2 separate regions of the Homo sapiens genome follow, and region 2 is linked to region 1. Evidence: chromatin loops called from intact Hi-C (ENCODE). Cell type or tissue: heart right ventricle. All regions are shown on one strand. Links, peaks and the distances in the headings refer to the core of each region. The heading gives the core; the rest is flanking DNA.

Region 1 (5,388 bases), core at 159-5,158:
TAGGTCCAGAAGTGGACTAAGTCCTCCTCTAAATCCCCACACCAGGCCCTGTAATGCATTCCAGGATATCCAGAATCAAGATCTCATGAAGAACAACCAATCCATCTCAGTCCCATATTGCCATGCTGACAACTGAAGAGAGAATCTATAAAGCCTTAGCTAATTGCATTCTAAGTGCCAAAGATGGTTTAGTTCATAACCACCATCCAGGTGTCAATTTTCCTTGTTCTGTGGCAGGGCTGCTAGGTAAAGTGGCCTGGGTCTCTAAAACTAAAGATTCTTCAATTTTCTCAAAGCTCAGATGTAAGAAGTAGAGGAGATAGGAGCATTGATGGAACCAGGAACCACTTGCTGGACATGCTGAAAAAGATGGTCAGAGTAGAGCCTAGTATAAGATCATTCCAGAGACAACACCAGAATTTGTACATGGTGGGAATGGGAATAGTCCTTCAAAAACTGTCTTAATGTTATAATTGCATAGCAAAAAACACTCCCTAGACAAAGCTTTTTTTGCAATACAAGAAATTATGGAGGCATGAGAGGCTGATACAGATTATGGGGTAAACCACACATCTGAGCCCTCTATTTGTGATGCCTTGTGATGGCTTCAGAATTGGCTTTCTGTAAATGCAATGCTTGAACCCAAAGGTCAGCAACAGAGGGAAAGGATGGATCCTCTAGTATGGTCACTGCCACAAGCCTTGAAGTGATGCTTTTGGGATAAACAGCAGTCGTCTAACCAGAGGGTTATAGTTCTTAGAGTTTATTTCTTTATGTTTACCAACACAATCACCCCTCAAGGTGTTGGGTTAGTATTGTTTTCAGAAAGTGCCACCTCATGGACTCAGAATCCTCATCCTCTACTTTTTCCTCATTGTCTACTTTGATAGCTAATTTTTTGACCCTGAAAGCATCAAAATTTTTATTATCCTTATCTACAGGACAACTTGCCATGTACTTGCTCCTCCAAGGGAGACTAACTCCAGGGATTCCATGGTAATTTTCTGTCTTAATATTTAGAGTTGCCACTTATCACTCTAAAGTTAAGAGAAAATATGGATACATAGATTTATTTACATTTGAGTTCTGAGCAATTCCATAATTTGCATTTAATCCCCTGAGCACCTTCAGATAGAGGTTTACATACACAGTAGGGATAATTAACTTTTATAAATGTAGATGCTTTAATATTTAAACTTAAAAGAATACATCTAATGAGGACAACACTTTAAATCAGTGTTTCCCAAACTGTTCTGCAGAACTGGGAACAAACAGTATGCCACACACACATAACAAACAGTTAACACACACATGCACACAGGATTTACTGGTGTGGGAAATGCTGTCTTAAACAAATGTAAACTGGCTTATTTACTCTAAGATTGCAAAAGTTTGTGCTAATTAACATTAGGAGGATATATTTTAACACACTTTTCAAATGTATTCAACCAATCAATCCATTTTGAATGATCATGAGATGAGACTAGTGTTTTTTAAAAAGAACTTCAGAAAATGTGTTCAACATAACGAACTGGGAAGCCACGAACTTCTGAATCCCAGACACAGTTCTCATTCCAACTCCATCACTTTCCCAGCTGCATGACCATAGTCAAACCACTTGATTTCTTGAGTAGAAACAGGATAAATAAAATCTGTCTCACAAAGTTGCTCAGAGATTAAAAGAGATGAATTATGTAAAGACCTTGGAACACAGAGGTCCTCAAGATATTAATAAATCTGTATTCCCTCCCTCCCTTTACTTCCTAGTCTCGTCATGCACATGCATGTGTATTTATTACTCTAATCAGGTTTCCCATATGGATCTTGTTCTTATTTCACTTAATAATTTACTGTGAATATGCATCTGTATGGACAAAGTGCATATGACTTAATAAACCAGCTAGTATCCCATGGTATCAAACATGAGTTTCACTGGACAATCGCTTATTATTGGACATTTGAATTCTTTTCAAATTTTCCTTTTTTAAACAGCTTTGTACGAACAGCTTGGAACAAATTACTTGTTTGCTTTAAGATTATCTTCTGGGAATACATTCCCCAAAGTGAAATTACTAGGTCAAAGGAAAAAAAAACATTATATAGCTTTTTGTTACAAATAGCTTTGCAGAAAATTTGAATCAATTTACAATGGCATTTAAAATATATGCCTACCTTTTTACCGTAACCTGTCACCAATGGATTCTTATAGCTTTTGCTCATTTAATGGATATGTAATGATATCTTAACTTTTTCTTAAGGCAATTTTATTAATTCTGTGGATTTTTTAGTATGCTACTTTAATATCTTATTTTTGTATGTTCAACCTGTTTCTTTTACTCCTTTGGTATTTATTGACTACCATCTGAATTTTATGACTATGGAACCTACAGACAACCTTATGCTTTAGGGCAAATATTGTAACATATAATAACTGCTTCTTTAGGACAACTAGCAAGCTTTGTCATGTGACTCCCATCCTTCTCTGTCCCACCACTTCCCCTTGCCCATCCCACTCTCTGAGGTTGATAGAGCTTCATGGATCTTACATTTTTTTAGTACAAGAATGATACTACAGAATATCCAGTGCTTAAATCTCTGTTATGGCTGGCCAAGAGTGTTTGTGATGTCAAAATTTCTTTTAAAATCCAGAAGAGTCATGATCCCCAAACTTACATCAATAATTCACAACTATGGGTATGCTGTTAAATGAAACTCTGATAATTTAAACATTAACATGGAGAGGGACTACACTAAATTCTGTAAGATAATTCCAAAGGACTATCTATTTCCACATATTGTCAAGCTCTGCCTATGGTATGTTTTCCCCATTTCCGAGGCAACTTGACTTCTACCTGCCCTATTCTTTAGGAGCAATCCTGACTGTAGACAACAGGTTCCATTTCATAGCTAAGTTACTGGTCTTACTCATCCAGTCTTGATCTGTAATTTCAGTATTGATTATTAGTCTATCTGCCTGAAACCAAAAGATTAAGGGCCCCTATTTGCCCCTCTCAGGAATAGTTGACTATTCCTCAAAACTGAAGCGTATTAGTGGGGATAGTGTTGGTCTTTAACCTGTTGGCTGACTATAGATACTGACTTCCTAACTCTCTTAAGCCTTAGCAACTATGATGTTACCTTATTATTTACTAACAGATGAAAAGCTAGGTGAATCATAATCCAAAATCTGAGGCTCTACCATTGTTTTCCAGAGAAAAAAGTGTGTGTTATTTACATGGCACACAGAAAAGCTCTCTCTTGCCAAGGTGCACAAAATAAGGACTCTCATATGCATATGCACAGCTCAAATACTGCCTTCTTTAGGTTGGGGAAACATGCATGCTTTGTAAAGGAACAGGCATGTTAAGGACTGTATACTGAAAGAAAAGAGGCAAGAGAAAGAACAATGATGGTAATAACCAGCAATCATTTGCAGAAACACTTCACTAGATGTCACCCCGCACTGAAGTCAAGATTAATGTTTTTCTGACAGAACACTAGCAGGAAGGTGCTGTTTCCTGCCAAAGACTCTTACTTCTCTCTGAGCTTAAATTGGTGGAATATCTGTGTGCAGAAAATGATTCCAAGTCATAAAGCTAACTTTTGGCTTTAAGAAAAGGATTTCAATGTTCATGAAGTTTTGACATTTGAGCAATGATGTATTATGCTAAATTATTAAGTAATTTTATATAATGCATACTTATTATATAAAACTTTGAAAATGCAAATAGGCATAAGGAAATTTTTAAAAATTACCTTATCTCCATAAATAAAAATTTCAACATTTCAATATATTCTTCTAGAACTTTCTCTACACACACACACACACACACACACACACACACACAAACGTTAACTTATATGTACTCTTTCAATGTCAATAAATAGGTTTTTACTGTGAATATACAATGCCATTTACATGGCACAATAGTGTTCTAGTATTTGTTCACCAGTTTCATACAATTATTGATCCTAGAAGCTTGAGATTCTACTGTGTTGAAAAAAGATGTGAGCCTTAATGCACTTTACTCATGTGTTTTATATTGATGTGTATGGCATCATCAAGTCTTACTTCAACCATTTTAGCATTTTCCTTTGAAGTTATCATGCAGATCTTAAAAACAATCTGATAGTAAGCTGTCTATATCCACGTACTTAATTTAAAAAATCTCTTGTTTACTACTAAGATTTTAATTCTAGGGAAGAAAAATGCTTGCTTGGGGTGAGTGAGCATTCACTCTGAGGAAGCAAGATATGACCCTGGATCTTATCTGACTGTAGGTGGGATTGGTCAGTGGGGGAAATCTATGGACAGGTTTTGTGTGTATGTCTTTTACTGGGAAAAGACTCATTCTACATGGTTTTTCAAAGGGATTAGTGAAATATTTTTAAGAGCCAGATGTTTCTGTGTTAAATTCCTAATGGGGTTAATTCACACAAATTACCGAATTTCTCTGATCTCATTTTCCCACCTGTAAATGTGAGGTCGTAATACCTATCTTGAAGTGTCATTGGAATTAAATGAGCTCATGCCTTTAAAGTTCTTGTTCATAAATGCACCAGGAGTTTATTTCTTATTCTATAAATGCATCTTTCCCTTTTTCAGAAATATAATTCATGATCACTCCCATCAGTTGAGTGAATGAGTAAATAATACACGATTAACTCTGGAAAATGCTTAAACATATTTTATCTAACTGCACAGCAATGAGTAAACAATACTGCTGCTGTTATTTCTATGTGGCTTTTATCAATATGCTTTTGATCTGTTTGCTATAAGCACTATACATCCTTATGATTTTTCTCTTTCTCTGACATTTTTTCCCTCTGTCTTTTAATTCTTTCCTACTTGGCAACCTAATGAAATCATTAAGACCATCATGAAATAGGTCCTATTGGGTTATAAATATATCATTTCCATTTCTATTGATATTTGCCATGCGTTTGTGGAATCCGTTGTTTGGGTTTTGAAAGAAAATAATGAGGTGATCACTCTGACAGCTCACCCTCCACACTGTACGATTGCTTGAGTAACGATAGGAAAGTGGTTGCTTTTCTTTGACAAAGCTTTTTTTATTATCTGGCCCAGTTCAGCCTCATAGCTTTAGTTGCAACTACTCAGAAACTGAAGGAATAAAGTAAGAAAACTTCCTCTATCCCTTCTCACTAGAACACGCATACATCTTTTTAATATTTTCCCAGAGTGGATATTGTGTTTAAGGAATGCTGTATTGATCTTTTGTAGTATCTTTATCAGAAATAGTCTCTTTCGCAGGCATGCTATTAAATAGAAAACACACCACTGATCTTGACTTAGCACAGAAATAAATGAATAAAATGTGTGTGCTTGGGGATGGGGTATGTACATGTACTTGATTTTATGTATAT
Region 2 (5,388 bases), core at 259-5,258, 130 kb before region 1:
GGCCAAAACAAAGGGGCTACATGCCCCATGCAAGTTCAAAATCCAGCAGGGCAGTCAAATCTTAAAGCTCAAAAATGATCTCCTTTGACTCCATGTCTCACATCCAGGTTACGCTGATGCAAGAGGTGGGTTCCCTTGGTCTTCAGCAGCTCCACCCCTGTCACTTTGCAGGGTACAGCTTCCCTCCTGACTACTTCCATGGGCTGGCATTGAATGTCTGTGGCTTTTCCAGGTACACGGTTCAAGATGTTGGTGGATCTATTATTCTTGGGTCTGGAGGACAGTGGCTCTCTTCTCACAGCTCCAGCAGGCAGTGCCCCAGTAGGGACCCTGTGTTGGGGCTCTGACCCCACATTTCCCTTCCTCACTGCCTTGGCAGAGGTTCTCCATGAGAGCCCTGCCCCTGCAGCAAACTTCTGCCTGTACATCCAGGTGTTTCTATACATCCTCTGAAATCTAGGCAGATGTTCCCAAATCCCAGTTATTGACTTCTGTGCACTGACAGGCTCAACACCATGTGGAAGCTGCCAAGGCTTGAGGCTTGCACCCTCTGAAGCCATGGGCCTAGCTCTACATTTGCCCCTTTCAGCCATGGCTGGAGCCGCAGAGATACAGGGCACCAAGTTCCTAGGCTGCACACAGCGTGGGACTCTGGACCCGGCACATGAAACCACTTTTTCCTCCTAGGCCTCCGAGCCTGTGACGGGAGGGGCTGCTGCAAAGATCTCTGACATGCCCTGGAGACATTTTCTCCATTGTCTTGGGGATTAACATTCAGCTCCTCATTACTTATGCAAATTTCTACAGCCTGCTTGAATTTCTCTTCAGGAAATGGGATTTTCTTTTCTGTCACATTGTCAGGCTGCAAATTTTCCAAACTTTTATGTTCTGCTTCCCTTATGAAACTGAATACCTTTAGCAGTACCTAAGTCACCACTTGAATGCTTTGCTGCTTAGAAATTTCTTCTGCCAGATACTCTAAATCATCTCTCCCAAGTTCAAAGTTCCACAAATCTCTAGGACAGGGCCAAAATGCCACCAGTCTCTTTGCTAAAATATAACAAGAGTCACCTTTGCTCCATTTCCCAACAAGTTCCTCATCTCCATGAGAGACCACTTTAGCCTGGACCTTATTGTCCATATTGCCATCAGGCTTTTGGTCAAAGCCATTCAATAAGTCTCTAGAAAGTTCCAAACTTTCTCACATTTTCCTGTGTTCTTCCGAGCCCTCCAAACTGTTCCATCCTCTGCCTGTTATCCAGTTCCAAAGCTGCTTCCACATTTTTGGGTATCTTTTCAGCAGCGTCCCACTCCTGGTATCAATTTACTGTATTAATCTGTTTTCATGCTGCTGATAAAGACATACCTGAGACTGGGCAATTTACCAAAGAAAGACATTTAATTGGACTTACAGTTCCATGTGGCTGGGGAAGCCTCACAATCATGGCAGAAGGCAAAGAGGAGCAAGTCACATCTTACATGGATGGTGTCAGGCAAAGAGAGAGTGAGAGCCAAGTGAAAGGGATTTCTCCCCATAAAATCATTAGATCTCATGAGACTTATTCACTACCATGAGAACAGTATGGAGAAAACTGCCACTATGATTCAACTATTTCCCACCATGTCCCTCCCCCAACAATGGAAATTATGGGAGATACAACTCAAGATGAGATCTGGGTGGGGACACAGCCAAACCATATTAGTCAGGCATATAAAAACCTAGATATTAGTAGGTATAAAATAATGGTTTTAGTTAGTTTTGAACCTTTGGAGAGGAAAAGATCAAACCAATAATACTTAAATGATGAAGTTAGTATTCTTTCCAATAATAATTACATAAATCCAATGCAAGCTGGCTGAAGTAAAAAAGAGAATGTATTAGATGATATAAATTATGTCTGTGAGTAGCTTTAGGCATGGATGGATCCAGAAGCTCAAGACATGTTACCATGACCATGTCTTTCTCCATATCTGAATCTAGGTTCCTCCCACATGGTGGCAAGATGTCACTGCAGCTCCAAACTTAAAGCCAATATTTTTAGCAGCCTCAAGTGAAAAAGCACCATTTCCTCAACAGTTGTAAAAGACAGGGATATCTTTCAATTGACCAAGCAGGATTTCATGACCATCTTTAAATTACGTATCGAATACACTGATTGGCTAGGCCTAGGACAGTGCCTGGAACACTGGGAGACCCGAGCCTCAAGTCCTGCTGCATCCAGGAGTTGAAATTAGTGTCTCCCAGATAACCTGGTCTGAGAGTTGAGGATTATTTCTCAAGGCTGAACAGGGTACTGATTTAAAAAAACAAAAAATTAAATGGTTGTGATCAGCCTCTTAGTGAAAATTAAGTTTTTGTAAATATTGCCCTCAGATTTCTTGAGACAGAGACAAAGGGGTGAAAATTGGGGAATAAATCATACAGTTATTTCAGCTTGATTTAATTTATTCATGAAGACCATCATAAAATATGCAAAGGGAAGTGGAGAAGCTGCCCCGTGTACTATAATTAAACATCCCTACTAGCAAGATTAATTATATTTCCTCCATGGTAAGATTTGCATCAGGGTGTGGTCACTAGCGAGCTCTTACTGGCTACATTTTTGACCTCAGAGGATCTAAAGGTAGATTTGTGTTTAATTGTTTTCCATTGGGTTGTTAACTGAAATTAACTTCTAAAGAAGGGTCTATCAACAGTATCAGTTCTAGATGCCCGTAACAGGACAAAACATTATGGGGACACTTCTGACTATGTTGAGGTGTGGGTAAAGTAGGAGAAAAGAGAGCAGAAGATGGAAAATGGAGGAAGGAGAAAAAGCGAGAGTGAAATAGAAAAGGTGAACCTTGTAGAAAGTGCCAAAATGCCACCAGCAGTCATCAGAGGGGTGCTTTCTTCCACATGTCCAATGACTTATCCTTGAGTAAGTCAATGACTATGACACAATGAATCAAATTCTGTTTTTCAGAATGCCAGCTCTTAACTCTCTTCATCTCATTTTTGTTTCTTCTCTTGTTATTCATAGTCCTTACTGAGCATCCGTGGCTCCCTTTTCTCTCCAAGACGCAACAGTAGGGCGAGCCTTTTCAGCTTCAGAGGTCGAGCAAAGGACATTGGCTCTGAGAATGACTTTGCTGATGATGAGCACAGCACCTTTGAGGACAATGACAGCCGAAGAGACTCTCTGTTCGTGCCGCACAGACATGGAGAACGGCGCCACAGCAATGTCAGCCAGGCCAGCCGTGCCTCCAGGGTGCTCCCCATCCTGCCCATGAATGGGAAGATGCATAGCGCTGTGGACTGCAATGGTGTGGTCTCCCTGGTCGGGGGCCCTTCTACCCTCACATCTGCTGGGCAGCTCCTACCAGAGGTGAGGCCAATTAAAATTGCAGCTGATGTGAAGAGAGTTGTGACTGGTGCAGGCAGGAGTGTTTTTCCATTTCCACATCTAAGAATTTGTTGAGTTTGTTGCCCAAAGGCTGGGAGTTTGTTCAATCAAGCTGTTAACTGTCTTGTGAAACTGTTCTATTCAGACTTTTCTACAAAGTAATTAAAAACCTAGGTTGGCTGTCAGAGAATATAATTAGAAGTAATCTTTCATCATTATTACTATGGTATGAAACTCGCCAAAAAGCAAAGCAACAATTTATCAAGCATAATGTTTGATTAATATAGTTAAATTAAATCCAAGGAAATTAATGCTCACTAATTAAATAAATACTTAAGGATTTTGTGATTGTTGTTCATTTAAAAGGAGATTTGAATACTTCCACTTGCAGTAGATACTATTACTAAATAGATTTAAATCCCATAGTACAACATTGCCTCTCTTTGCAGGTCAGAGTGTTGTAACCTTTTTAGCATCCACTCTAATGATCTCAACCATTGTAAATTTATACATGAAGAGCCATTCAAAAAGTACCTGGTTTGGAATCATGGGCTGTCATTTTTAGAGCAGATTCCAATTTTTATATTACTGTCATAAACTCTTATTGTAAACAAAGTGGCCCAAAACCAATCACATGGAAAAGGATTTCAGCTACATACTAGACACTTACAGGGCTATATTATTGAAATTTACTTCATAAACCATAAGAAGCTTTTAATGTTGGTATTAAATAAAATTCCATTAGCTATCAAGACATATTTTGGCAATGTCACTTGATTGTATTTTATAGCATTCAAAATGTCTTCTTATGATTTTTTTTTCACATAGCTCCATTTATTATCATTGAACAAGCTCTTTGAGCCACATTAAAATGATACGGAGTTCGTTTTCAGTTACCTAATGGAGGAGCTTCTTATCTTGGATTATAAAATAGCCATTATCTTCTTCACATTTTTTGCATGGCCTCTCCCCACCTCCTTCTACCAGAGAAGTGTCCAGGTATCCTGCAGTCAGGTTGAACCATGAGAAAAGTAGAACTTTATAGTGGAGGAACCAGGAAGAATGAAGAGAGGACATCAGCTCTTCTTAAAAAATGATCATAGATAACCATGTACCAGACACTGTCCAGAACACTGTACATGTGTTAAGAATCATTTAAGCATCATAACAACCCTTTTTGATAGTTAGTAACATTATCCCAATTTTACAGAGGAGGAAACTGAGGCTTGTGCGTGGTGGAGCTAAGATTTGACCCCAGGTATGCTGGTTACTGAACCTACATTCTATCAACAGTGAAATATTGCCTCCCACTGAGTTATTTTTAATTTCTTTAAATCAAAAAGAAGAGATGGTTAAGGAAATAAACACATAAACACTTTCATTTTAACCAATGTTTCTCAAAATATACTTCACTTTCATACTACTTACATCAGAATCTCATGGGAGGCTTCTTAAAACTAGAGATTCCTGTGCCTACCCAGACCTTTTCAGACCAAACCACTGAGGAGAACAAGGTCTGGGAATCTTCTTCCTTAACAAGCATCCCACATAATTCTTATACATAATAAAGTATGTTTATCACTGATCTTGATAAATGTTAATTGGGTAAACAAAAGCAAATCTACAATTACCATGCAGGAATACAGACAGACTGTCAGTCTGTCAGAAATTATTTAGCATTTATCAATAATTATCATAAATCTCCTGTCCTATCAGAGATGATGGGACAAATCGCTGAAGGCAAAGTTGGGGCCAGCTTGAAGCAAAGCTTTGTGTGGTCCCTTTATTTCCTGCTTCCTCAACTTCATTCTTTAATCTTACAATCTTAAGTGCTTTGAGGCAGGGCACTGTACTATTGCAAAGTTGAGCTGAAGGTGCAAACAAATGAAGTAGGCTTTTGGAGAATGCAGAGGTGAAATGACAATAGAAAATAAATAGCTATGGGCAAATGACACCCTTGAAAGCACATCATTTCCTGTACTTTACACATAAATTCAATCGA

Evidence for each region. A loop is a pair of places that touch in the nucleus more often than their neighbours do. Peaks named below come from ENCODE experiments on the same cell type or tissue, not always from the same donor. Only the 100,000 strongest peaks of a DNase experiment are listed, where the experiment ranks them.
Region 2: a loop joins it to region 1, with 15 times the contacts of the local background. A loop is called at or near these places in 1 of 110 quality-filtered maps.

Annotation. Positions count from the first base shown.
Region 1 is chr2:165,446,886-165,452,273 of GRCh38, forward strand. No RefSeq gene overlaps it. Among named protein-coding and RNA genes, the nearest start is that of CSRNP3, 20 kb to the right of the region's middle. In heart right ventricle, for the core only: no CTCF peak of the experiment used is centred there; no DNase peak of the experiment used is centred there; H3K27ac peaks cover 273 bases.
Region 2 is chr2:165,320,133-165,325,520 of GRCh38, forward strand. SCN2A (sodium voltage-gated channel alpha subunit 2) reads left to right here. Exons shown (of 27, transcript NM_001040142.2): 12 at 3,024-3,368. Among named protein-coding and RNA genes, the nearest start is that of SCN2A, 83 kb to the left of the region's middle. In heart right ventricle, for the core only: no CTCF peak of the experiment used is centred there; no DNase peak of the experiment used is centred there.